3 separate regions of the Homo sapiens genome follow, and regions 2 and 3 are each linked to region 1. A link is a loop called in an ENCODE intact Hi-C map of the cell type or tissue named here. Cell type or tissue: PC-9. All regions are shown on one strand. Links, peaks and the distances in the headings refer to the core of each region. The heading gives the core; the rest is flanking DNA. Region 1 overlaps PDGFRB (platelet derived growth factor receptor beta). Region 2 overlaps HMGXB3 (HMG-box containing 3). Region 3 overlaps HMGXB3 (HMG-box containing 3).

Region 1 (10,196 bases), core at 1,354-6,353:
GTACTTCTATTAGGCGGTCATTGCAAGGATTAAATGAGATAGCATACACCTTTAGGAGTGCAGAGGAGGGAGATGCTGGTGGGTGAGAAACGAGCTTTGGAGCCAGCTGACCCTGCTCCGAAGTTCCAGCTCCTGCACTTCCCTGCTGTGTGAAGTGGGGCAGTGATATAACCTCTCTGAGCCACACTTTCCTCACGGTGCAGGCCTTGCATAGTTTTCACAAGAGTTAAATGAGCCGGAGTGTGTGAAGCCTACGGTGCAGGGGTGGACACACCGAAGGCTCTTCATGACTGCTGCTGGAATCCTCCTGGGCTCCTTCCTAGCCCCTCACTCACTGCCTCTTTCCTCTAGCTCCACCCTGAATGAAGTCAACACCTCCTCAACCATCTCCTGTGACAGCCCCCTGGAGCCCCAGGACGAACCAGAGCCAGAGCCCCAGCTTGAGCTCCAGGTGGAGCCGGAGCCAGAGCTGGAACAGTTGCCGGATTCGGGGTGCCCTGCGCCTCGGGCGGAAGCAGAGGATAGCTTCCTGTAGGGGGCTGGCCCCTACCCTGCCCTGCCTGAAGCTCCCCCCCTGCCAGCACCCAGCATCTCCTGGCCTGGCCTGACCGGGCTTCCTGTCAGCCAGGCTGCCCTTATCAGCTGTCCCCTTCTGGAAGCTTTCTGCTCCTGACGTGTTGTGCCCCAAACCCTGGGGCTGGCTTAGGAGGCAAGAAAACTGCAGGGGCCGTGACCAGCCCTCTGCCTCCAGGGAGGCCAACTGACTCTGAGCCAGGGTTCCCCCAGGGAACTCAGTTTTCCCATATGTAAAATGGGAAAGTTAGGCTTGATGACCCAGAATCTAGGATTCTCTCCCTGGCTGACAGGTGGGGAGACCGAATCCCTCCCTGGGAAGATTCTTGGAGTTACTGAGGTGGTAAATTAACTTTTTTCTGTTCAGCCAGCTACCCCTCAAGGAATCATAGCTCTCTCCTCGCACTTTTATCCACCCAGGAGCTAGGGAAGAGACCCTAGCCTCCCTGGCTGCTGGCTGAGCTAGGGCCTAGCCTTGAGCAGTGTTGCCTCATCCAGAAGAAAGCCAGTCTCCTCCCTATGATGCCAGTCCCTGCGTTCCCTGGCCCGAGCTGGTCTGGGGCCATTAGGCAGCCTAATTAATGCTGGAGGCTGAGCCAAGTACAGGACACCCCCAGCCTGCAGCCCTTGCCCAGGGCACTTGGAGCACACGCAGCCATAGCAAGTGCCTGTGTCCCTGTCCTTCAGGCCCATCAGTCCTGGGGCTTTTTCTTTATCACCCTCAGTCTTAATCCATCCACCAGAGTCTAGAAGGCCAGACGGGCCCCGCATCTGTGATGAGAATGTAAATGTGCCAGTGTGGAGTGGCCACGTGTGTGTGCCAGTATATGGCCCTGGCTCTGCATTGGACCTGCTATGAGGCTTTGGAGGAATCCCTCACCCTCTCTGGGCCTCAGTTTCCCCTTCAAAAAATGAATAAGTCGGACTTATTAACTCTGAGTGCCTTGCCAGCACTAACATTCTAGAGTATTCCAGGTGGTTGCACATTTGTCCAGATGAAGCAAGGCCATATACCCTAAACTTCCATCCTGGGGGTCAGCTGGGCTCCTGGGAGATTCCAGATCACACATCACACTCTGGGGACTCAGGAACCATGCCCCTTCCCCAGGCCCCCAGCAAGTCTCAAGAACACAGCTGCACAGGCCTTGACTTAGAGTGACAGCCGGTGTCCTGGAAAGCCCCCAGCAGCTGCCCCAGGGACATGGGAAGACCACGGGACCTCTTTCACTACCCACGATGACCTCCGGGGGTATCCTGGGCAAAAGGGACAAAGAGGGCAAATGAGATCACCTCCTGCAGCCCACCACTCCAGCACCTGTGCCGAGGTCTGCGTCGAAGACAGAATGGACAGTGAGGACAGTTATGTCTTGTAAAAGACAAGAAGCTTCAGATGGGTACCCCAAGAAGGATGTGAGAGGTGGGCGCTTTGGAGGTTTGCCCCTCACCCACCAGCTGCCCCATCCCTGAGGCAGCGCTCCATGGGGGTATGGTTTTGTCACTGCCCAGACCTAGCAGTGACATCTCATTGTCCCCAGCCCAGTGGGCATTGGAGGTGCCAGGGGAGTCAGGGTTGTAGCCAAGACGCCCCCGCACGGGGAGGGTTGGGAAGGGGGTGCAGGAAGCTCAACCCCTCTGGGCACCAACCCTGCATTGCAGGTTGGCACCTTACTTCCCTGGGATCCCCAGAGTTGGTCCAAGGAGGGAGAGTGGGTTCTCAATACGGTACCAAAGATATAATCACCTAGGTTTACAAATATTTTTAGGACTCACGTTAACTCACATTTATACAGCAGAAATGCTATTTTGTATGCTGTTGAGTTTTTCTATCTGTGTACTTTTTTTTAAGGGAAAGATTTTAATATTAAACCTGGTGCTTCTCACTCACAGACTTTGTGGTCTCTCTCGGGTTTGGGTTCCTGCCCATAGGGAGTGTGGAGTGGGGCACATGAGGCTCACCCAGACGCAGACCCCCAGACAGGTCCCTTCAGCTCTGAGTCTCATTTCATTCATCTGTAAAGTGGGGATTTTCGCTCTCCCACCCCTCGCTGGAAGCTGGGGGGCCTAGACCTTGGGCTTGGTTTCCCAAGGTGGGAAGCGAGCAGGCTTTTCTGGCTCCACAGAGCCTGGCCTTGAGTCGGGCAGGAGGGTGTGGGGCTGCAGGGCTGCTCCAAGGCTCTGGTGCTGAGGCGTCTCACTGCCTCCACCATGTGCTTTGGCTTTGGCTATCAGCTGGGACACCCTCCCCTCCACTCCGCCCACAGGCCCGGATTGAGGCCGGCGTGCTCTGTGACAGGCAGCTGCTAGAGCCCAGATTCCAGGTCCAGGTGAGTCATGATCAGGCCCCAGGTAGGAGAAGGGCAGACAGAGTGTCCAAAAGCGTGAGAGCACGAAGTGAGGAGAAGGTGGAGAAGAGAGAAGAGGAAGAGGAAGAGGAAGAGAGGAAGCGGAGGGAACTGCGGCCAGGGTAAGGACAGGGGAGGGAATAGGGTGGCGACCAGGCTGTGGCTTTGAGGGCAGAGAGGTGTAGACCTGGCAGGACCCAGACCCCTCACGGCTGCAGCATCTCAGGGGTTGTGGGGCCGGCATGAGTCATAGGCTCTCCTGCCGAGCCCAGGCCTGTGGGACCCCGGCAGCAACACAGGGCCAGGGGCAATAGGGTTGCTGGGGGCAGGGGACAGAGTGCTAGGGCCCTCCCACCTGGGCCCAGAGTCCTGTACTTGGCTCACTTGAGGTGGACCAGATGTCAGCCTCAGATCCATCACTGTGTGTCCTTAGCCCCTCCCTTGCTCTCTCTGAGCTGGGGAAACGGCATCTTCATTTGAGTGGGTGCGGGAAGGACCTCATTTTGGAACCACAGGCCTCCCTGGACTGCCTCCAGGAGTCTGGGGCTGTGGCTTCAAGTGGGGAAAAGAATGGAGCCATGGGACAGCTCTGACTCACAGGCCCAGCCGCCAACTCAGGGGCAGCTGAGCCACACCAGGGAAAATACCCGACGGCTATAAGGCCTGGCCATACAAAGCCCACCATCCCAGGGATCCTGGCTTCAGAAAACACCCAGAGCCTGTGACTTCTCTTCTAGCTGTGGCAGGAGTTGAATGAGGTGATACCCGGATCTGCCTTGTAAAGAAAATAACTAGCCCACATTCCAGACAGGGATTATCTTTGCTGGTGCAAAAGCCTCTGTCTGGAGGTCAGAAGATCTCAGCTCCCTGTGTCTCAGGCCTGCTCCTTATGGGAACTTGAGTGGATTACACCACATCAGGCCTCAGTTTCCCCAGGGATAAATGGAGCTAGATGCCACACTAAGACAAAGGTTGATAAAAATCTGACTACCACTATCCAACAGTTACTATGCCCCAGGGCTGTCTGGTTGCTTCACACACATTAGCTCATTTTACCCTCCCAAAAGCCCAGTGACCTGAGTCCTACTATTATCCCATGTTACAGATGAGACACCAGTCCAAGCTGTTGTTGTTTTGTTTGTTTTTGTTTTTCTAGTTAAAGAAGTTTATTCAAGGGCAAAGTGTGAGGGTAGTCGTCAGGAAACAGGAAAACCAGAGAATGGTGATCAGTGCTTCCCTGTGTGGGGCAAGGTGAGGATGGTTTATATAGCCAGAAACGGGTGGGTAACACAATTACATTTTCCATACAAAGGTTAACGTAGAGCTACAAGATTTGATTGGCTACTATTGACTACACTTTAAGGGGGCTGCTTAACACTCATTTGTAAAGAGGTAATGATCACCAGCGTGTCATTTAGTCCAGGTTTGAATAAAGAATGGGGAGCCCGGTTAAAGTATAACATTCTCAACACAAAAATCAAGAGGCAATGGTCAGAGAGCAGTCCTGTGATGTGACTCAGTTTCCAGGGCTTAACTTTTCCCATTGGCATAATGAATTGGGGAGCTCCTGAAATTTTATTTTATTTTCACAATTTTGATTTGCATTCAAACCAAATCAAATGTGCATTCAGGGAGGTTTTGAAGTGACTTGCCCAAGATCATCTGGTCAGTGTGGCAGGGATGGGAGAGGAGCCCAGGTCAGACTGACTCCCAAGTCAGCACTCAGGGAGGTAAAGCACCCACCCAAATTTGCAGAGCTAGGGACTGGGGAAGCCTGCGACAAAACTCCTATCTTCTGTCTCCAGACCTTCTGGTACTGTGTTTCCCCAAGAGAAAGGATAGGAAAGGACTGGATGAGAAAGGAAAGCTAACATCATCTGAGAGCTAGAGAAAAATAATAAAAACTCATTTGTGGGAGGGCTTGGGCCTCTCAGGCCCCTGTGCAGAGGGCAGGCAGGGTCTGGGGTAACCACAGGTCAGCCCCTGCTGGGCTCCTGCCTCCCAGTCTCTCCCCTCAGGCGGGCCCAGGGAAGACGGGTGAGCTGGGATTTTCCTCCCAGACAGATGAGCCACTTGGACTGCACAATTCTTCCGCCACCCCACTCACGGCCGGGGTTCTTGTTCCTGGAAAAAGAGGGAAAGACTGAAAGGAGCTATTTCTGCCGGGGCCCTGACCTGCAGCTGATGAGGGTCTCACAGCTCCCATTCACGTCCCTTCTTCTTTGAATCAGGGCACCGTCTCTAACAGGCCCCTTTTATTTTAGTTATAATGTTCGGTTTTGCAATTAAAAATTATTTTTAATGGGCATCAGGATATTTCCTTCTGTCTTTGAATATGCCTTTTGTTTCTAATTTGTGCAACTATAACTTCACGTGAACCTCATGGATTCTGGCTTAGGCAAGTGGCTTCTATGTAATTAGCAGTGATTCCATCTTAATAAGGTCCTGTGATCTGACAAAAAAAAAAAAACTACTTGATACAAGTATTTATGTCATATATGCCTGTATTTAAAAATCCATTACCAAAATACATAATATAGAAAGAGAAGGTCTTCTTTGAGTATTTTTATATGTTAAATGCAGTAACATTTTAAATCTTTATTCTCTTTATTCAGCAACTCTGTGGTACAAATTTATCTTGTTGAAATTCTGCCTCTCACTATAAATAGTTTAGTTATATTTTTCAAAGTTGTTTTCTTTATATCCATACTAATATTTGTATCTGTACCTATCTACATAGAATATAGCTATAATCTTCAACAAAACTCCCATTTGTCATTGTGCAACTTTTTGTTTTTCACTTAACAATATATCATGGGCATACTCATAGGTCCATGGGAAATACAGATATTAATGCATTCATTTTGAGAGATGCACATAGTTTAAAAGCAAGCCTGTGCCAGACATTATTTAACCAATGTCAGAAATGCAAAATGCTTGTTCCCCAGTGCCACAAAGAAATAGCACTCGAACATAAATTTAATTTCCTCAGCAAGGCAATTTTTACTTTCTGCAGAGAGGGTGCTCCTGGCAGATGGAACAATGGCGAGAGCACACCTTGACAGGGGAGGGGAAGAGGTTCTTATTCCTGACACAGGCAGCCTCTACTGCTGCATTGTTCCCCTATTGGCTAGGGTTGGACCGCATAGTCTAAGCTAATTCCAATTGGCTATTTGAAAAAAAAGAGCAGGAGCATGAGCTGGAGTGCCGGGGTGAGTAGTTTGGTGGGAAAGGTGGATACGAACAGGTGGCTCAGGATGAGTCAGGATGGAGCAGGTGACTCAGGTCAAAGCAGGTGACCAGGGGAACAGATGTGAACTGATTAGGACTGGTGGGAAAGTTGTTTACTGAAACCAGAAGCAAGGGGGCGAAGAGATCCAGGAAGTTAAACTTTAAAATGGAGAATCAAAGAATAAGAGAGCTGAACATATTGACATACTGATTCTTTGAAGAGAAACTTGGGGTTCACTATATTTAACACCAATCTCCTACTGAGGGGCATTTGGACTATTTCCCATTTTTTAGAGTTATAAGTTATGCTACAATGGCCATTATTTATAAAATATGTTTGTTTTTGCATATTTAAGTATTTGTTTCCATAGCATAAATTCCTAGACATTGAGTTGTTGAGTAAAGAGAATAAACATTTAAAATGTCACTGAAGTCTAAAAATTCCCTTTTAAGTACATATAGTGCCCTGGGCGGCTGAGAAAATCAAACATACAAACAACAGAAACAACGTTATTTAATTCTAGCTAAGTACTCTGGACTGGTGGAGGAAGTATGGACCCTCTTTGGTTTATTGAGAAAAGTCATAAGTGGGTGACAGAGAAGAGTTGAAGACAGAAATGCGCCAAGCTGAAACATTCTCCTTGGCATAACCAGAAACACCCAGAGGACTTGGCAAGGCAGGAAGCTTCCCACAGTGCCATTCAGTGCTGCTGCAGCTCTACTAATCCATCATCCCACATCTAGACAGGGCATCCCACCCGTCGGGAAACCCAGCCTTCCCTCACCGCCCTGCTCTGCCCCAGTCCCTCATGGTGTAGGGTGTGCTCCTACCAGTGGTCCCATCGGATCCTCACGATTAGCCTGTGAGAGGAGCCTCCAGATGAGGAGGTTGAGGCTCAGAGCCATCAAGTGGCTTGGCTACAGTCACTGCAGGGAGGCTCTTGCCTTCCAGCCTCCCTGCTCCTACCTTCCCCGGGGGTGTCTAGGTCCAGTTCCAGATCTCAGAGTGGCCAGCAGGCTGAGCCCTGGGGTCAGGGGCCAGCTGCCTACACAGAATGTGGCTCCTGGAATTTCTTGGGTGGTGGGGGGGGGGCGGGCTTCTCCTTGGGATGGGGTTCTGGGGCCGCTCTGGGCCATGAAAGTTTCCCACAGCTTGGAAGAAAATCTGCCACCACTGTGTAGGGGTCTGGCGAGGGACCATTGGCCTGGGGCAGGGACCTGGGGACATCACAGAAGCCGAACTGTCTCCCTGTACCACCCCCTCCCAGCTGGCTCTTCCCTCACCCACATGTTCTTGGCATACAGGTCTGCCCTCTCCAGCAGCTCCCACCCCCCACCTGCTCAGGGCTCCTCGCCTTCTCCTGCAGGGCTTCACAGCAGGCTGCCCTTGCCCAGCTCCCCTTTGCAGATCCACAGTCTCTGGTTTTAGATTTTGTGGGTCTTCACTGCAGGAACTAGAAAAGTCACAAACATGGGGAAGTAACACAGTTTCTGGAAAATCACAGAATTCTAAGTCCCTTTTTTCCCCTCTGAAGAGACAAGAGGGAAGCTTCCACATCTGAAAATTTTTCTTTTTCATTCTTGATCTTCCTGAAGCATAGTGATGGTCTTGGTGTTCCCTTGCTCAAACATCTTCAGTGGCTCCCCGTGGCCCAGCAAAGTCGAGACTCCTTCATGGAATCTTTAAGGCCCTCCCTGATCTGATTCCAACCTCTCCTACTGCCTCTCCCACATCTGCCCTCCAAGGTCCATCCACCTTGTGTGGGCCACTAGCTTCCTGACCTCTGCCCCTTTTTTTGGTGCTACCGTCACCACCTAGAATGCCCAGTCTTTTATAGCTGAAGGTCAAAGTCTTGCTCAAGCTTCCAGCCCAGCAAAAGCTACTTTCTCCAAGAAGCTTTCCTCATTCTTCAGCTGAAAATGATTTCTCTTCGCATTCCTTTGTCTGTGCCTCTTATGGGCCCTCACATCTGTTCAGCATTCTTAGCCTCCCATACCCTGTGCACTCTTACGCCTCCAGGCCTTTACTGTGCTGTTTCTCCTTCTTGGAACATTCCTTCCTCCTCCCTGTATCTCTCCCCCAACTCCTCACCCTTCTCACTTCCTCTCAACTCAGATAGGGCCTTCCTTGACTCTTCTCTCCGGTGATCCCAGGACATCTTGCAACTCCCCCAGTGGCCTGGTTCCTCTCCTGGCTCTGACAATAGGCTGTGAGTTGCAGAAGGGAGGGACCACAGCTGACCTGTTCACCACCATGTCCCCAGGGCCAGGGACAGTGATTGAGAAATATCTGTTGCATGCCCTTCACCTGCATTATTGTCTCACTGGATCTGAGTCAATAGCCCCTTCCCCATTTTACATAATGAAGAAACAAGGCCTTGAAAGGCCGGGGACCTGGCTGTGGTTAGGAGTGGGGAATGAATTCCTGGTCTATCTGGCTCCAAAGCCTAGGCTGTTCCCCTTTACCCTCGATCCTCCTGAGAGCCCCTGCCATTGATGAAAGACAGTGGTTGAACATGTGGGCTCTGGCTCTGGGTTCCAGGGTTTAAAACCCAGCTCTGCCACTTAGCTGTTTAACTCCAGGCAGGTTACTTACCATCTTTGAGCCTGTCTTTCTTCATCTGTAACATGGAGTAATTACAGCTTTCCCCTAAGGTGGCTGGGAGAATCAATGAGATGATCTGTGCAAATAGCTCAGTCCAGAGACTGGCATGAAGAGTGTGCCCAATGGATCAACCAGAACAGTCCTTCTTCATGCCCCTGTGTTAATGCAATTATTAATAGCACCCCTTCCAGTCTCAAAGGTTCCAAATTGGATGACAAATCATGTTAATGTCCATAGATGTCAGATATTATCAGCTGCACTGTATAACACCACTTAGCTACTTGCCTTACCTCCCACCAGGCGGTGAGGTCCCTGCATGCAGGAAAGTGCTCTGAGCCTTGGCCTTCCTGGGCCCAGAACAAGGCCTGACACATGAAGCATTTGCTGAATAAATTGCTTTTGGAGGGTGGAGAGCTTCTCCTTGCTCTTCATTTATTCATTCATTCATTGGATTGTTTATACATTTCTTCATGCATCTGGCATTGACTGAGCACTCATCTGCCAGGCAGGGCCAGGTGTAGAGGGTATAAAGAAGACCGGAAGGGAGACTGGCCCTACCAGGAAACTCCTGCTGCAGAACAAAGGGGTCAGAATGACATCACACCAATAACCACTCTCATAACTGTGCTTCTGTTGACAGCGAGAAGTGCCAGGAAACTCAGGGAGCCACGAGAGACTATAAGACAGGGACTCAGTCAGGCAAAGGGAGGCTTATGGGCCAGGTGGAAGCAGAAGTATGTGGAACAGGAAGAAGGAGTGTGGGGGTGTATGCAGGAGCTGCAAGTGTTCAGTACAGCAGGGAGGGTGGATGGAGAGAGAAGAGGCAGAGATCAGATTGCAAAGGCCCCTGTAAGCCCTGCTACAGGGTATGGCCTTGATCTGCTCTATGGAGCTGCAATAGTAATGGGAGCAAATACCCCATAGTACTCCAATTCAGACACTAGAGCTCAATCCTCAGGCCTAGAGATAGGTGTGGTCGAACCTTTGTGGTCCAGGGTCAAAGAGGAACCAGTTGCCAAATTGCCATTATTCTGTCTGGGTCCCTGGCTCCTAGCTTGGGCCCACTCCACTCTCTGGTGGGGAACCTCCTGGGTCCCAGGGCATGGGCTGCAGTTGGGGTTAACTGGGCAGGAGGGTGGGGGCTAAGCTGTCCTTGACCTGGGGTCTGGAGGTTCCAGGGTCCAGGAGTCAGGCAGGGAGATGAAAACTAGGCTCTCAGTATGTGAAGTGTGACATGGCCCACACATTTCTTCAGAGTTTCCTAATCCTTGGGCTGTCATGCAAACTCCTCTCAAAGTTCCTCTGCCACAGGAAGGGGTAATGTCAATCTGGGATTCTTGTTTGTCACCTTCCCGGCAGCATCACCAAGGCTTCCTCAGTCAGGGCTTACCCCACTGAGTCCCATGGCACTTCCCCACTCTGTGTCCACTAGCGGTCAGCACACC
Region 2 (10,196 bases), core at 2,088-7,087, 91 kb after region 1:
CAGTATGGGGTCATTGCGAAGACACAGAAGTGTAAAACGATGTCTACAGCGTGTAATGCCAATCGCTATTATAGCTGTAACATCTAATCTACCTCTAGTTAGAGCATATACTTATGACAGCAGCTTAGAGACCCTAGAGAACAGAGTCCATGTTTGCTTCATCTTTGCAGCACCAATGTTGAGCACATGGCCTATACCACAGAGGAGGCCTCAATAAACATTTGCTAGAGTGATTTACGTGTCTCAAACAAAAGGTCTAAAGTGCACAGCTTCATCCTTTAAATATACAAAACCATCGCCAAAGTATATTGCTACATGATTTTTTTTAAAAAAAGCAAGATGGGGCCGGGCGCGGTAGCTCACGCCTGTAATCCCAGCACTTTGGGAGGCCAAGGCGGGTGGATCACAAGGTCAGGAGATCAAGACCATCCTGGCTAACACGGTGAAACTCCGTCTCTACTAAAAATACAAAAAATTAGCCAGGCGTGGTGGCAGGTGCCTGCAGTCCCAGCTACTCGGGAGGCTGAGGCAGGAGAATGGCATGGACCCGGGAGGCGGAGCTTGCAGTGAGACGAGATGGCGCCACTCCAGCCTGGGCGACAGAGCGAGATTCCATCCCAAAAAAAAGCAAGATGTATTTGGGAGGCCAAGGCGGGCGGATCACCTGAGCCCAGGAGTTCAAGACCAGTCTGGGCAACATGGCAAAACCCCATCTCTACAAAAAAAAAAATACAAAAATTAGCCAGGTGTGGTAGTGCGTGCCTGTAGTCCCAGCTACTCCAGAGGCTGAGGTGGGAAGATCGATTGAGCCTGGGAGGATGAGGCTTCAGGGAGCTGTGTTCGCACCACTGCACTCCAGACTGAATGACAAAGAGAGATCCTGTCTCAAACAATAAAAATAAACATAAAAATAAAAAACAAGATGTAGAAGTATGTATGTTGTGCTATGATTTGTGTTAAAAAAAAAATGGGAAAAATATATATACACACACACACATACATATTTGCATACAAGGTATACAAGGTATTCTTATTTTTCCAGGAAAAGCCAGCCAAAGTTAAAAGTGGAATTGGCTTCTGGTGTTCATTGCGGGCACAATTGTTACCAGTTGAGAACCATTGATACAAATAAGGGTCTTCAGTTACAAGAACACAACTTCCTCAGGGAAGGGATATACACAGAATCCAATTAAGCATTTAAGGAGGAAAAGGGGAGAAAAAGATAGTGACTTCCTCCGACTTGCAAGGTACTTGGTTGCATGTTTTATATACAATCTTCAGTTTGTACAGTCAGCCTGTGAGGATAAGATTTTCTAATATCCAACTCAAGATTCTTCAGAGGAGAGAACTGAGGTGAAGAGACATGAAGTGACAATGCCCAAAGTCAAACAGAAGCCAGAAACAGTCAGAACCAGTACTGAGTTCTCTGACTATAAGGCCAGAACTCTTTCTACAGGATGCTTTAATAAAGATTCTCTTTCCAAATCCAGTATCCAGGACTGGTAACTCATAGTTTTAATACTGCCCAGAGCCTATACCAGCAAGACTCTAATTAATGCTTTAGGGAGACTGACAAGAAGAGATGTGTAAGTAATCTGACAGCAGTACATGAATAGCAGAGTCCGGGGGAAGGGACAATCTTTATATATCTCTAGGCCTTGGTTTCTGTATCTCTAAAACAGGAACCATTGCCTGGTCTCTGCTGCCTCTCTCAGGCATGCTGTACAGACATGAGATAAAAGAAACATGGGGCATTTCCAAAGCCCTATATTATACAAACACACTGACTTACCCTGTAGGTTTTTTAGGAGCAGGGAGTGGACTGGAGGTACTTGTCCCCTCGGATGGTGTTGGTACGTCTGCTCCAGGACTGTCATTGTCAGTTGTCCCCAGAGTGACCTCAGGCTGCACACCACTTTTGACGACTGGCGTCTTAGTGACTGCTGTACCACAATTCCCGGGAGCTTCCTTAACCAAAACATGGGCATCGGAGATGATCACTTCCTCCCACTCACTCTCCTCACCTACTTCTCTGGGAGGAGCTACGTTCAGGAGCTGGCTTACAGCTTCCGAATTCTCCAGAGTCAGTTTGGAGGCATTTTCCTTAGAGGAATTTTGCTCAGTGGTGACAGGTTGCTGATTTCTTTTCACCACAGAGCCTTTGGAAGAGACGCCAGAAGCCAATTCCACTTTTACTTTGGCTGGCTTTTCCTAGAAAAATAAGAATACCTTGTATACATAAGGGATTTTACAGTTGATGACATTCACAAACATTCTCTCATTTTTAATAACATATGGGCAATAAATAAGGAAACTAAGGTCCATGAAAGGAAGAAGTTAACTTAAGATCTCAAGTGTAAAACTAGCCTGAATCTAAGTTTTCTGGCTACAGGTTCCTTTCACTATAGCATTAAATGCCTTCGTTTGAATAAAACTGTTCATCTTCTAATGAATTCTTATTGAAAAGCTTCTCCAGGTTTCATCAACCAAATGTTGGCATTTTTTAGGTTTACATTTAGTTTTACATTATTCAAAGGCTACTTCTGTGTGTCTAGAAAGAGGGTGACATACTGCCATACAGGGCCTAAAAGCCCTAAGTTGTTCACCTTGGTGGTCCTTTTATGAGATTCAGTTAATCCCAATGTGGCCGCAACCTCATGTGGACAGATTCAAATTTTCCCATCTCCTTTGGGAAAAATTCTGTTTTTTGTCCCAGATTCTTTAAGGAGAGTCTTAAGAATGACTTGCACATATGTCACATACTTTGCACTGGATCAAATTAACTCATGCATTATTATGTGCTACAAATATTCAAACTCACTAAAAATGGCAGCTGCTATTTCAGCTAGACCTGGCTTTAAAAAGTCCTTGGTGTCTTAGCTTTTATCCAATTAGCACTGCAGTGGAAATAATAGTATTATATATACACACATACGCTTTTAAAAATGTTTTTAAATAGTGGTTGTCTTCAGAAAGGTTTTCTACCCACCATGTATATCATAAAGGGCACTGTAAACTAGGAAACATAAAGGCTGGGTTCTATCAAGCTTAGCTCCACTCCTAATTAGTTATGTGGTATAAGGCAAGCTTCAATTGAATCCTCATTTCCCCTTATGAAATAGCAAAGGGTTGGGCTCTCAGTATTTGTCAACAGGAGCCAGACAGCATTTTGGGTGACCTAATTCTATAGTGTGTAGGACCTCCCTGCACATTACAGAAAGTTTAGTGTCTGTGCCAATGTCACTAAATTTCAATGATTTATCTCCCAGTCGCTTACTACCCAAAAACCCCTCAACATTTCCAAAGCCATCTGCATACTGCACTTCTAGTTCAGAACTGGTAACAGCCAGGCGTCATGGCTCATGCCCGTGATCCTAAGTCTTTGGGAAACTGAGGCAAGAGGCTCACCTAAGCCCAGGAGTTCAAGACCAGTTTGGGAAACATGGCAAGACCACATCTCTACAAAAAAAAAAAAAAAAAAAAAAATTAGCCAGGCATGGTGGTATGCAGCCTGTGTGCCTGTGTTCCCAGCTACTCGAGAGGCTGAGGTGGCAGGATCACTTGACCCCAGGAGGCTGAGGCTGCATGAGCTGTATTCATGCCTGGGTGACAGAGCGAGACCCTGTCCCTGTCTGGAAAAAAAAAAAAAAAAAAAGAGCCAGTAACAGGTGACCTCTTAAGAGCTCTTTGGTAAAGCATTCTCAGATTCTAACACATAATAGCCCCTAAGAGTGAGTTAACATGGAGAAAAATTCCAAGTCAAGTGCACAGAGCTTATTTACTGCAGGAGAGGGAAAATTTAGCAGAAAAACAGGAGACTAAACTCATTTTTTGAGATAAGATTTTTGAGCAAACACTGCCTACTAAGTAGGCTATTTTAGACAAAAATCACCACAGAAAGATTGGGTAATTTAAGCAATCTGAGCAAAACAACTCTACCTGGTGATCTCACATTTCATTAACTCAGCCTACTCATTTTAGATGTTACTTTCAAAATTCTCTGAGGCTGCAGGCTCAGAGAGACCTCAACTGCTGCCATCAGAGAGCCTTAAGAATGAAGCCTTGAGCTAAACAGCCTTATATACTATCTTTTGTTTTATCCAACTCATTGGGAACTATGCCACATATTTCTTGGGCTAATTTTAGCCAGTATGAACTCTAGAACAATACAACAAAAGGTGAGTCATTTCCTGGCTGGCACAAACACACTTGGAGCTTTTAGAGACAAATTATACTTGCTGCCTCAAAAATCAGAATTCAAGAAATCTTATTAATAGATCGGGGTGTCCAATTTTGGCTTCCCTGGGCCACATTGGAAGAACTGTCTTGAGTCACACATAAAATACACTAACACTAACAATAGCTGATGAGCCTAAAAAAATAAAAATAAAATAATCACACACAAAAAAATATAATGTTTTGCTCTTTGAGGAAGACACAGTCATAGGTGGTGCGGAGCTGCGGTCCGCCCGCTCCTGCCCGCTCCTGCTCCTGACTCACCGCTGTTCTCTCTCGCCAAGGAACAAGTCGGTCAGGAAGCCCGCTGCAGCCAAGGCTTTTAAAGACACCGGAAAAACACCCATGGAGCTGGAGGTGGCAATTCACCGAATTCAAATCACTCTAACGAGCTGCAACATAAAATCCCTGGAGAAGATGTGTGCTGACTTGATCAGAGGAGCAAAGGAAAAGAATCTCAGTGAAAGGATCAGTTCGAATGCCTACCAAGACTTTGAGAATCACTACAAGAAAAACTTGTGGTCAAGGTTCTAAGACATAGGAATGTTTCCATAGGAGAATCCACAAGCAACTAATTGACTTGCACAGTCCTTCTGAGATTGTTAAGCAAATTACTTCCATCAGTACTGAGCCAGGAGTTGAGGTGCAAGTCACCACTGCAGATGCTTAAGTCAACTATTTTAATACATTGATTACCAGTTGTTAAAAAACAAAAAATCTCAATGTTTTAAGATAGTTTATGAATTTGTGTTGGGCTTCATTCAAAGCCATCCTGGGCCATAGGTTGGACAAGCTTGTCTTACATTCTGCAGCTAAACAGCACAGCAATGCCTGAGAAGTGTGGTTTAGTGGAAAAGGCAATGGGATAATTGGCTGTGTGAATTTAGTAAGTCGCTTTTTCAAAATCTATTTTTCCTTAGCTGGAAACTCAAAAGAGTTGAAGTAGCTGATAATCAAAGTCAATTTATTTCTAAAATTCTAAGTGCACTGATGGTAAAATGTTACCTGTCTTCTCACACTCATTCTGTTTCTATAAGCTTTAGAAATCACAGTATCTACTCTTGACATGGTAATCCTTGCAGAACACATTGGTAAATTCTGACTTAGCAAGTCAAGATGGGGGAAGGTAGCTAAGAAAAAAATTGTTTTCATGCCATGAGCTTGATCTTAGTAAGAGAACCATGGCTCTAAAGTTTTTCAGGCTGGGCACCATGGCTCACACATGTAATCCCAACACTTTGGGAGGCAGGTGGATCACTTGAGGCCAGGAGTTCGACACCAGCCTGGCCAACATGGTGAAATCCCATTTCTACTAAAAATACAAAAAAACCTAGCTGGCTGTGGTGGCACATGCCTGTAATCCCAGCTACTCGGGAGGCTGAGACATAAGGATCACTTGAACCAGGGAGGTAGAGGTTGCAGTGAGCTGAGATCGTGCTATCCAGCCTGGACAATAGAGCAAGACTCTATCTTCAAAAAAAAAAAAAAAAGCTGTTTCAGTTAAAGCCAGGTATGATGGTATGATGTCATATGCCTATAGTACCAGCTACTCAGGAAGCTGAGGCAGGAGGATCACTTGAGACCAAGAATTTGAAATGGGCCTAGGCAACATAGCAAGAGACTCTGTCCCAAAAAAAAAAGTTATTTCAAAGTGGAAAAAAAACCACACATACAAGAAATGAAAAAGAAAGCCACACATACAAGAAATGAAAAAGCCAAAGTAAAAATAGCCTGAAGGAGGGATAAGCCCACAGTGATCACTGACAGTCTTTCATGTATAAGCACAGGAAATATGGTCATTTGAGACCTGTTTCGCATTGGTCAAGAAAGGCCAAGGAAGATTCTGACTACTATCCAGTTCAATCTCCCCACTGCAGTTAGAGAACTGCCTTTTTGGGGAATACATTGTGAATACACTGATGGCTTCAGAGAGGCACATCAGAGAAGATGGCACAAGAGCCTTAGACAAAACCCCCTGTGAGACATTAGCACTAGGCCCTTCCTGACAACATGAAGAGCAATAGTAGGGCTAATAATTACATTGATGTCTATCATGATGATAGCAGGACATTCACTGAGGATTTAATATGTACCAGAAACTGCCATTTAGTCTATATGGATAATCTTATTTGACCCTGCTAACATCCCTAATGAAGTAGGTACTAACTTCCATTGACAGATGAGACAAAACTTAAATCCAGGAACAGATATAGAATGTCTTGACCAAGATTACATAGTTAAAAACCTTGGGAAGCAGGGGTCTGAACTGAGGTAGCTAACTCCAGAATTGTGTTCTTAATTATCCTGTCTCCTGGAATTAGTGCTACCCTGAACTTAGCCAGAAGCCAAAACACTCATCCAGAGGGCAAAAGTCACCATCCCAGTATTTCTCAAAGAGATGTGAAAATTGCCCCAGAGAAGTTTAAGGTATGCTGCTATACAAGGTTTTTCTACACATACAAGTTTGGACCATGCTGAGTTAAACATGTGATAATCACGAACCTAACCTAAGCCATTTTCACTAAAATAATGTCCTCTCTTTCCTTTTCTACCCACCCAAATTCTGTTGAATCTTCAACTCTCTCTCTTCTATAATACCTTGCCTGTCTGTCTCAGTCCTTATAAATGTCTCTCCTCTCTGAACTAGGTGAGAATTTACTGCCTCTTCCATCCATTTTAGCCCTTAAAATGTATAGTTTCATATAAAAAATGTGGCAAGTATATATGTTTTATCTAGTTCGCACCAAGCATACACAGGTGACAACATGTTAAACGGAACTTCAGAAGGGCACAGCAGTGATGCTCATTTATTTATTGAGTGTCTTCTATGGGCAAAGGCTGTGGGAGATACCAAGGTCATTAAGGAACTCACAATGTGACATAAACAGAAACATTGTTAACTGATGATGAGTGTTAAATAAAAATGTTAAAGACATATAGATACAGACATCTCTATATACAGACGGGGGGATGACAGAAACAAGTAAATAAACATGGTGTAGTAGTTCATGGAAATTATGAAACAGGTACTATTTTGAAGACTATTTAAAGGCATGATATGTTAAATTAAAAAAAGCAAAATATTATAGTATTGGAGATATCCACGAAAAAACAGAAAGAAAAATAAAAGGGAAAACAGTGCTCACAGTGCTGTAATCCCAGCACTTTGGGAGGCCGAGACAGGAGACTGTTTGAGGCCAGAGCAACAAAGGAAGACCCCATCTCTACTGGAAAAAAAAAAGAAGGGAAAGAAGAAGAAAAAAACAGATACAGAACTTATTCACAGAAAAAAAGACTGGAAAGAAGTACACCAAAATGTTAATAATGGCTTTTCTTTGGATGGTATATGAGTTTGGATAACAATTTATTCCATTTTTCTTTTGTATTTTTTAAACAAACTATATACAATGGAAATGATTTACTTGTATAGTCAGACAGTAAAAACAAATGTTAACTTTTTAAAAATCACCTGTTCCTAATGGCAAACAGAAAGTCTATTCTGTGAGGCTTCCAAAGCAGCAACAGCCAATGGACCTTACCTTTGGGATCCACTTCCCTCCTAGGAAGTTACCACAGGTAGGGCACTTAGGTGGCTTGTGCCTGGTGACATATGTAAAGGAGCACCCTGGGCTGGTGCATGTCCCATGGCCCCGGCGGGTATATGTAGTGGTCTGTAAATAAAGAGCACATCAGAATCAATAGAACAACCTCTCTCAGACTGATGACCACTATAATCACAGCAACACCAGGAGGTCACAAGCTTGTGGAAAGATAACCAATTCATAATCATATCATAAAAGGTCAGTGTTGGAAAGGTCCTACAATACAACAAATTCACTCTTTAGAAATGGAGAAACTAAGTTCAAATGGGGAAAGACAATTGCCCAACATTACAGTTAGGTACCAGAAGAATGAAGAAAGTGATAGTTGCTATGCATTGAGCTAGGCACCACACAATGCTAAACACTTTACCAATATTTCATTTAATACTCTCAGCAATCGTATTAAGTACGTATTATTACTACTGAGGTTTAAATGCTTTGCCTCAAATCATCAATCAAGGGCAGAGCTAGACCTAGAACCCATATTTCTCTATTCTTGGCCCAACATTCCTTCTATGCATCCAGCTGCACCCTCTGGCTCTAAATACTTCAAAGAATTTGCTTCATCTTCATTCTTCAGACAACCAAGGACCTGGGATTCAGAATAAAAATAGATCCATGGTCACTGAAAAAATAAGGGCAGTTCAGGACTATAAGCCAGGCCCTATCCTTTGATACTCAACAGAATGTAGTTATTTGCATATTAATATATATAGCCACTGGCTCTTATCATCTCCACTGATCTCCCTTTGAGCAAAATGTATTACTATGGGTTATAATATTTCAGCTACAAATAAAAACGACTCATTCATTAGTCATGCTCCGCTTCTAGATTAAGGCTGGAAAAAAACCCATTTCTCTGTCATATTTGTTCTGTCACATATGAATGTTTACTCAGCTATTAATCCCAGCTTCCCTAGCCCAGCCAAAACGCAAAAAGCTTCCTTGGGGAAACACCAAACTACCATTAGCTACCTCTGCAAGGAAGCCTAAGGAAAAGGCTTCAATTATGGCTTCCAATTATGACAGTGGTATTAAGTCAAGGATGAGCGTGAAGTGGTATGGCACCAAAAAGAGGAAGACCAGGCTTTGGGTTCCAATTTTGCCACTAATACACTGAGTGACCTGGTGGTAAGGAACCTTAACTCTTGGGCCCTGAGTTTCTTCCTCTGTAAAATCGCCTGTTCTTCCTATTTTATAGGCGTGTCTTGCTGAGAAAGTGAGATAAGAAATGAGAAAACATTCACTTAGATTCTACATGCTTGTGAGAGACTATTAATAGTGGAATATAAAACATCTCTGATCCTTTCTCAGGTTATGGCCAATGTATAATTCTCATTCTGAACACCTCAAGAAAGCAGAGTAAAAATTTAAGATAGGTTAGTTTCATAAGTAAATTACCATGGACTTGGAAATTCTTAACATTGTTAAGTAGGCTAGAGAAATGACTTTAGGAAAAAAAGTGCTAATGTTCAAGGATGACGTTTCAGTCCTAAGTATTAATCATAAAACACTTTTCTAGAAGTGCTTGGCTGACATTTATTAGAGCATGAAAGAACAGTAATTTCCAGGAGAATAAAGACTCAGGAGAAATAACCAGTTTCTCCATGAGTCAAAGCTGCAGGCTGTTCCTATTTTAAAATATTGCAGCTTTATTATCTACAACATATTGTTTATCTCAGTAGAGATCTCTGAAGATAAACTTATAAGTTAAAAATATGTACTTTAGCCCTAAAGAAACTACTAAAATAACCAAAACAAAGTCAATAGCTAATAAGCCAATAAAAGAAAGCAGATCCATAAAAAATACTTATATCAGAAGAAGGCAGAACAAAATTGATGAGACAAATAATAATAGATCTAAATGTAACCATATCAATAATCACATTAAATATAAATGGCTTAAACCACCTCTTTTAAAGACAGAGACTGTCAGAGGGTCTTGCTTTTATATTGAAACTATATGCTATCTACACAAAGCAGAACAAAACAAAAACACTTTATGTAGATATAAATTAGTTAAAAGGATGGAAAAATAGATTTCTTGATGTAACAATAATTTTTAAAAGCTAGATATTAGACAAAGTAGATTTCAGAGCAAAGATTACTAGAGATAAAGGTCATTTTGTAATAACAAAGGGGCCAATTTATCAAGAGGGCACAACAATCCTACATGTTTACATACTTCGCAAGAGAGTCAAAATTTGCGACACAAAAATTAAGAGAACTGTAAGAAACAGACAAATCTACAAGGATAGTTAAATGTCACCTCCTTTTTTTTTTTTTTTTTTTTTGAGACAGAGTCTCACTCTGTTGCTCAGGCTACAGTGCAGTGGCACGATCACAGCTCACTGTATC
Region 3 (7,209 bases), core at 1-5,000, 62 kb after region 1:
CCCGTCATTCTGGGCTAGAAGGCAGGGGACCTTGGCATGTGGCTGGCCACACCAAGCAGGAAGCACAAACTCCCCCAAGCTGACTCATCCTAACTAACAGTCACGCCGTGGGATGTCTCTGTCCACATTAAACTAACAGCATTAATGCAGTCAGCCTCTGGTTCTTTGTGCCACATGAGTACCTGCAAATTCCCTGGAACGTCTTTCTTTCCTTCCCTCCTTCACATGAAGTGACGAGCTCACAGCTGTGGAGCTTGACCACACTGTGCCCCATACGATGTGCACGGAATTGACTCCTGCTACACCAAAACCAGATAATTTAATAAACTTTATTCTTGTTGGGGGAAGAGGGAGGGAAAAAAAGCCACCTACTCCACTCAATAAATTAACACATGGCCAATTCCCAGGCCCTAAACAAACCTTGGGCACTTGAGCCAGTCCTGCTGTTTCCTTATGGCCCAGTCTGCTTCCCCTTCATAGAAGGGAGTTTTTCCTACTGCTGCTAGGTTATGTCATGACCAGGGACCACATCCCCTCTGTGGAGAGGGTCCCAGGCCCAGAGAGGATATTGGCTGCAGCAGCAGTGGCCAGGGAAAGGAGGAAGGGGATGCTCTTCCTCAAAGCTTGGGGTGGAGAGGACAGTGCTGGAAGAGAGCTGTGGCTGACTGTTCCTCCCTCCTCAGCTTCCCCCAAATGTGGGTACAGGAAGAGCAAGAGAGAAATGCATCCCTCCTTCAGGGAGAATCAAGAGCCCAAAGGGACCCCTAGAGTTAATGAGGCCACCCAGGCCCCTAGTCAAAGGCAACAGGCTAAGCAATTCATCAGACTGAGGGGGCTGAAACCAGGGCTCCTCAGGGGTGGGAGAGACCTCAGCAGCCTTCCCACCTAGTGCTGGGGCTCACGCCTTAGCCCACCCAGGACCTCCACCCTGACCCACACCGCAGGCCCCACGGAACCCACCAGCTACGAGCCTTTCCCTCAGCCTCCCCTCCATTAAACATACCGTGTCCCCCAAGTGCTCTCTCGGGGCCAGAAGAGGTTTCCTGGTACCACTCCTGACCCCTGGAGGGTTGAGAACTGAGGACCCTGGGTCCCACCATGCTCAGGGAATGGAAGCTCTTTGGTCAGTCCCAGCAGTCAGAGGCCCTCCCCACAGGAGACCACTTCTGCAGGTCCCCTGGATAGCTCTGCCTCAGGCAAGGGCCTTACTATGGCTTGAGAGATGGTGTAGTCCCTGTACAACAGCCTGGCTTATTCTGCCACTGCGGCCACCTCCTCTTCCTCACCCTCCTCCTCTGTCTCTGTCTTGATCTGAGCAACCCCAAGGCGGTAGAGGGTGTCACGAATGACCACCTCACCAGGCTGGCAGCTCTGTACAATGTCATGGATCTGACGATTGACAATTTCGCGGCTGGTGAGGAAGTCCATGAGGCGGTTGTAGAGGTAATAGTGAGTGGCATTGTCGAAGGCAATGGGCCGCTGGCGGACACCGTTTGGTTTGCTGTCCACGATGGAGGCCAGGATGGTTGCGTAAGGTGCCAATTCAGGGCACAGGGCCAAGGAGTGGTGCCCAGCACTGGGGTCACCAGGATTGGGCTGTAGGCCTGCATGGACGATGCGCCGCGTGGCAGTCTTGGTGACTGGGTGCTGGATAGAGTGCTCAGTTTCTGTCATGTCCACAGTATAATGCTGGTCCAAGAGCTCTGGGCAGGACACACTCTAGAAGAGAAATGAGAATGCATTTTGATAAGAAGGAATGACTAAGGTGGAACCCATCTGGTGACGAGAACACTCTAGGCTCAGCCAGCCCTCTTTGAATCCTAACATCACCATGTACTGTGTCTCCTAGGCCAACCCCTGCCCGCCAGTGCCTCCATTTCCTCATGTGAGAACAGGGACAGTAACAGTGGCCACCTTCCAGAACAGATGTTGGATTACTTATGCTATTATTGCCCCCGGTCCATTCAGGCCAGTGGCTGCAGGGGAGCAGAAAGATCAGGCTCTGACTGAGGTTAAGACACTTTTCTGGAGTCCCCAGCATGCTCATGGAGCCAGTGAGCCCCAGGGAGTAATGACAATAATGACTCCTCCAAGGCAAAGCCAGAGGCCTTCACTTCCTATAATGCATCCTGGCTGGGGCACTCAACCTTTGTTATTCTTCCCTTCTTCCTAATTATCAGTTCTGACATCTATTTCAGCAAAGGCCAAAGGCTGGCCTGCTGGCCTTGGAGGGTACATGACTGGTGAGAAATACTGTCTGGTACAATATACCAAGACACAGAGACAAGGGCTCTGCCACTAATCTGCTGTGGGACCCGGAAAAGTCCATTTCCTCCTCTGGGCCTTAGCTTCCCCTTTTAATAAAAGGAGAGGGTTGGATAAGATGAGTGTTTTCTAAACCAGTGTATCTTCAGATCACAACAGGCATGCCATACAGTGTTATCCATGGTCAACTAAATGTAAGACATGGTGAATTAAACTAATCCAGGGCTGGCTGGGGCCTTTAATATGTCAGTGTGCACAATAACTCTCAAAGGTGGCAACTTTCTAGGCTTCTCTGGAAGGCAACCTCTTTTAACACAAGGTTTGGGATATCCTGGGCACACTAAGTGATATACTGTGGCCTCAAACAGAGGGCTTGGTCAGTAAAAACTTACGGAGTAGGCTGGGCGTGGTGGCTCATGCCTGTAATCCCAGCACTTTGACAGGCTGAGGCATGTGGATTGCTTGAGCCCAGGAGTTTGAGAACGGCCTGGGCAAAATGGCCAAACCCCATCTCTACTAAAACACAAAAATTAGCCAGGTGTGGTGGTGTGTGCCTGTAATCCCAGCTACTCGGGAGGCTGAGGCACGAGAACTGCTTGAACCTGGGAGGCAGAGGTTGCAGTGAGCCGAGATAACACCACTGCACTCCAGCCTGGGTGACAGAGCAAGACATGGTAGGCTTGAGGAGACATGGCAGTTCCTCAGGAGGTGACTCACCACAGGTGGCTCTGTGGGGCTAGAGAAACAGCCCTGGTTCCTCCCCCACATCTGGTTAGTCAGCTCTGGGTAGCAGAGGTCAGCACACAGGGCCACTGACGTGGCCATATCTACCACATAGACAGGCGGCCAGTGGCGGGAAGAGGCAAGCAGGTCCACATGGTCACGGGCACTCTCACCTCGCACAAGATACTTGGAGCCGCAGACCACCTGGGAGATGAAGGGTGGGGGGCGCAGGGTTAATTAGGAAGCCAGTCTGCAGAGAGTGTACAGTTCTCACTCGCTTCTTCCCAGGAAGATGAGCAATCAGCTTCAGGGCCGAAGCCATGGCCATCCTGCCAGAGCCCATGGCATGCTGCTCCCTTCCTACTTCTGTCCTTAAATGAAGTCACCAGCTCATCCTTGCCCTTCTGAGAGACAGCTGGGAGCATCCTGTCCTCAACTTAGGCTGAAAGGCACCTCAGAACATCTTTCAAAACCCCACTCTCTCCACATCACCTACCAGTTCACTATGCTAGCTACATAGCAGCAGCAGCAGCTAAGAGCTGGTTAAGAATGGAGATGCCTGGGCCCGAGGTCAAACCTAAGAAACTAAGGTCTCTGAAGTAGGGTCTAAGCATCTGTATTTTGAGCAAGCTCCCCACCAGACCCCAGTGGGCTTGTTGCCCAGATGGGAATCCACAATGTAGCCTAGTAAACACCTCCACTGACAGGGCCCCCCAAGCACCATTCCACAACTCTGGGTACACCCACTTGGCTGTCACCTCCAAGTGATGCCACTCCCATCACAGCCCCCAAGATCTACAGCTCTCCCCGTGCTGTCAGCTGCTTCTCATGAGATGATCCCCTGTCGCATGAACACAATTCCCTGAGCAGGCTCTGATCTGCCCAGAGTAGAAGCATTAAGCATCTCCTTCAGACACAGCTTCTGTTAAAGTAGTTGGGAACTGGATTCTCTTTTTACAGCTAGATCCCCCTGCTGACTCATGTGCTTCAGTGAAGGCTCTGATAAGCCACCTCTCTCCCATTCAGTACCTGTTAAGGGGGGGGGTTTCCGTTCCAAGATCTACCTGGGCCCACTCTGTCATCTAGTACATAACCTGTCCTGGAGCTAACCCAGTGCCACCTTGTCCATACCCTTCCACAGATTTCCCATTCAAAACCATCCAAAAGGTCCCTCATCAGTCAGAATAAAATACGAACTGTTACTCTGGCCTAGAGAGCTCTATGTGATCTGGCCCCCCGGGGGAGCCCTCCAACACCCCCTCCTCTCAGCTCACTCTGTCTCCCCACTCACGGCCTTGGTGGTCCCTTGGCTGTGACACTCCTTCCCTGGCTTACCAATGGGCTCCTCCCTATCCTGCAGGTCTCAGTCTTCTCTGCCACCTCAGACAGCAGGTTCCTCCCTGTTACTTTCTATCTTAGGCCCTTATCTAATTTCTTCAGAGCCAATGCCACAAGCTGTGGTGACTTTATTTCCCCACTAAAATATACGGTCAACTAGGGAGGAACGACATCTTTGTCATTCTTTATACAAGCTCGCCCTTATACCCTCAACAGCTGATGCCCAGGATGTGGTAGGGTGCTTAAAAAATACTGACAGAAGACCCAGCCTCCCTCCCTAGCCCAGGGGGTAGCACCTGACCCGTGGGCAGCTATGCCGGAGGTTGCCCAGTGACCTAAGTCTAGCCCCCCAAAACTGAGCTGGATCAGTCCCTGTATGGGAAGTTCAACATTAGCAAATTCACTCCAAGCTCCCCCTAGTTATTTTCTTACCTGATGGGGGCACACCTTGTAGATTTTACCACCTGTGAAGTGACGTGGGGGCCGTATAGCTCTAGCTCCATTCTGTACAGATTCGTAGAGGGCCAACAAGGAGAAGCAGAGCTGGTCCTGGAGTAGAAGGACAAGATTAAAAACATAAGGGCGAATGCTAAGGGACCACGGCTGGTGCTCAGCATCACACACTCACCCAACACCCAAAGCAAAAGAATAAACTGCCTGGGTCAGAGCGGGCCTTGGAGCCTCATCAGCCCAACCTCCTCTAGGTACAGGTAAGCAATCGGAGGCCCTGAAAGGATTAGGTCACAGACAAAGCCAGCCAGACTGCTGATCAAGCTGCCAGACTCTGAGGCCTGAGTCCTTTCACTTTTTACAGGGCAAAGAAACCATCAAAGGGGAGCTAACATTTGAATCTGATCTTGAAGGAAGCATAACATTTTCAACAGCACAGAAATATGAAAGGGAAAGTAAATAATGTATGAATAAAACACATAGACACATACACTATGTAACAGTAGGCATTTTCTAAGAGCTTGCATAGGTAGTAACCAGACACTGTGTAAAGTGCATTCCTTACAACAATCTCACAAGGTTAGTATTTTGGTTATTTCCATTTTACAAACAAGGAAAATGAAGCTCAAAATATAAAGCAGCTTATCCAAGGTCACACACAGTAAGGAGGAGAGCCAGGATTCCTGACCCCAGAGCCTAGGCTCACAACCTTCAACAGGAGGAACTGTTAGAGGCCAGGCCCCACATACATGTCACATCTAGCTGTTGACCATCTCCTAGGCATCCCTGACTGCCAGCACCTTGTGTCCAAGGCAGATGCCATCACAGATATTCATATCCCTGACCTAAAAAGTGGACCAATCAGCCTACTCCAGAAGCCCCGATATCCACCACTGCCCTTGACACTCACCTTGGAGTCTTCTGCCCCAAAGGGGATTCCACACTGCCTTAGCAGGTGCTGCAGCTTCTCTTCACTGTAGGAGCCAATCTCATCAAGCTTGCAGGTGCCCTCCTGGAGCAGCCTCACCAAGGCACTGCCACTGCCTGCAAGAGACAACAGTGCTGGTGGGAGGGTGCTGCCGCCAGTCACCAGAGGCCAAGGCTAGGCCCACAAAACAGCAAACAGTGGAAGCCAGCTCTGCACCAAGCCCTCCCCCAGTGCTGGCAGAGGTGGAACTCAAGTCAGGTCCACGCTTTCTGCAGATATTTGAAGTCTATTACAACTGGCTTTCTGCCCTGGAACATCTGAGTGAGATATCCTGCATACCGCCACTGAAAAAAACCCTAAAATAAGTCAGCTTTTAATCCAGTCTTCTAAGGTTTTTCAGAACCAAGACCTCAGATGCTTACCATGACTGCATCAATAAGAAAAGAACAGCAGCTCTCGGTTTAAAAGTGCCCTCTACACAACGTTCCTGAACCTGGCTAGCACAAGAGAACTATGTGGGGGCACCTTAAAAAAATAATCCCTGGGGGCCGGGTGCAGTGGCTCACACCTGTAATCCTAGCACTTTAGGAGGCCGAGGCAGGTGGATTATCTGAGGTCAGAAGTTCAAGACCAGCCTGACCAATATGGTGAAACCCCATCTCTTCTAAAAATACAAAAAATTAGCCAGGTGTGGTGGTGTGGTGGCGTGCGCCTATAGTCTCAGCAACTTGGGAGGCTGAGACAGGAGAACTGCTTGAACCCGGAAGGCAGAGTTGCAGTGAGCCCAGATCACAACACTGCACTCCAGCCTGGGCAACAGAGCAGGACTCCGTCTCAAAAAAAAAAAAGATGCCTGGGCCCTTAAAATATTAGCAGGAATATGAGGTGGACCTCAGTATCTTTTTATTTTTATTTATTTATTTATTTTGAGACGGAGTCTCGCTCTGTCGCCCAGGCTGGAGTGCAGTGGCGCGATCTCGGCTCACTGCAATCTCCGCCTCCCGGGTTCACGCCATTCTCCTGCCTCAGCCTCCTGAGTAGCTGGGACTACAGGCGCCCGCCACCATGCCCGGCTAATTTTTTGTGTTTTTAGTAGAGATGGTGTTTCACCGTGTTAGCCAGGATGGTCTCGATCTCCTGACCTCGTGATCCGCCCGCCTGGGCCTCCCAAAGTGCTGGGATTACAGGCGTGAGCCACCGTGCCCAGCCTCAATATCTAATATTAGGAAGCACTGTTTGAGAACCAGTGGATCACAACATATTAAGTGATTACAATATCAATTGAGTGGGTCATATCCAAAAATTCAAAAATGAAATAAGATAGAAAATAAAGAAAAATACTGTTTTGGGAATGTTGTTTCAGTTATACACACTTGCATATGTACGAATATCATTCTGCGTCATGACACAAAATGTATTTCTCACTATGGGTTACAGTTAAAAAAGGCGGCTATCACTCTAACCGCATTAGCTCACTTTATCTTCAGTGATCTAGGAAGTGGGTA

Evidence for each region. Hi-C counts contacts between places; a loop is a spot of excess contacts. Peaks named below come from ENCODE experiments on the same cell type or tissue, not always from the same donor. Only the 100,000 strongest peaks of a DNase experiment are listed, where the experiment ranks them.
Region 2: a loop joins it to region 1, with 5 times the contacts of the local background. A loop is called at or near these places in 4 of 110 quality-filtered maps.
Region 3: it touches region 1 in a loop (4-fold over the local background); 5 of 110 quality-filtered maps call a loop at or near these places.

Annotation. Positions count from the first base shown.
Region 1 is chr5:150,106,102-150,116,297 of GRCh38, reverse strand. PDGFRB (platelet derived growth factor receptor beta) reads left to right here. Exons shown (of 23, transcript NM_002609.4): 23 at 352-2,459. The coding sequence ends at 535. It also overlaps a transcript of CSF1R not described here. Among named protein-coding and RNA genes, the nearest start is that of CSF1R, 25 kb to the right of the region's middle. RefSeq lists a promoter at 2,250-3,028, enhancers at 2,940-3,689, 4,400-4,912 and a silencer at 5,958-6,252. In PC-9, for the core only: no CTCF peak of the experiment used is centred there; DNase peaks (open chromatin) are centred at 2,887, 3,587, 3,957 and 6,167; H3K4me3 peaks cover 328 bases; H3K27ac peaks cover 1,797 bases.
Region 2 is chr5:150,016,277-150,026,472 of GRCh38, reverse strand. It overlaps HMGXB3 (HMG-box containing 3), which reads right to left. Exons shown (of 20, transcript NM_014983.3): 6 at 7,776-7,907; 7 at 1,793-2,211. It also overlaps the pseudogene RPS20P4. Among named protein-coding and RNA genes, the nearest start is that of HMGXB3, 21 kb to the right of the region's middle. In PC-9, for the core only: no CTCF peak of the experiment used is centred there; DNase peaks (open chromatin) are centred at 4,132 and 4,522; H3K4me3 peaks cover 1,952 bases; H3K27ac peaks cover 3,963 bases.
Region 3 is chr5:150,046,235-150,053,443 of GRCh38, reverse strand. HMGXB3 (HMG-box containing 3) reads right to left here. Exons shown (of 20, transcript NM_014983.3): 17 at 5,687-5,820; 18 at 4,759-4,875; 19 at 2,983-3,192; 20 at 316-1,719. The coding sequence ends at 1,252. It overlaps CSF1R (colony stimulating factor 1 receptor), which reads left to right. Exons shown (of 21, transcript NM_001288705.3): 21 at 1-149. Among named protein-coding and RNA genes, the nearest start is that of CSF1R, 37 kb to the left of the region's middle. In PC-9, for the core only: no CTCF peak of the experiment used is centred there; a DNase peak (open chromatin) is centred at 3,013.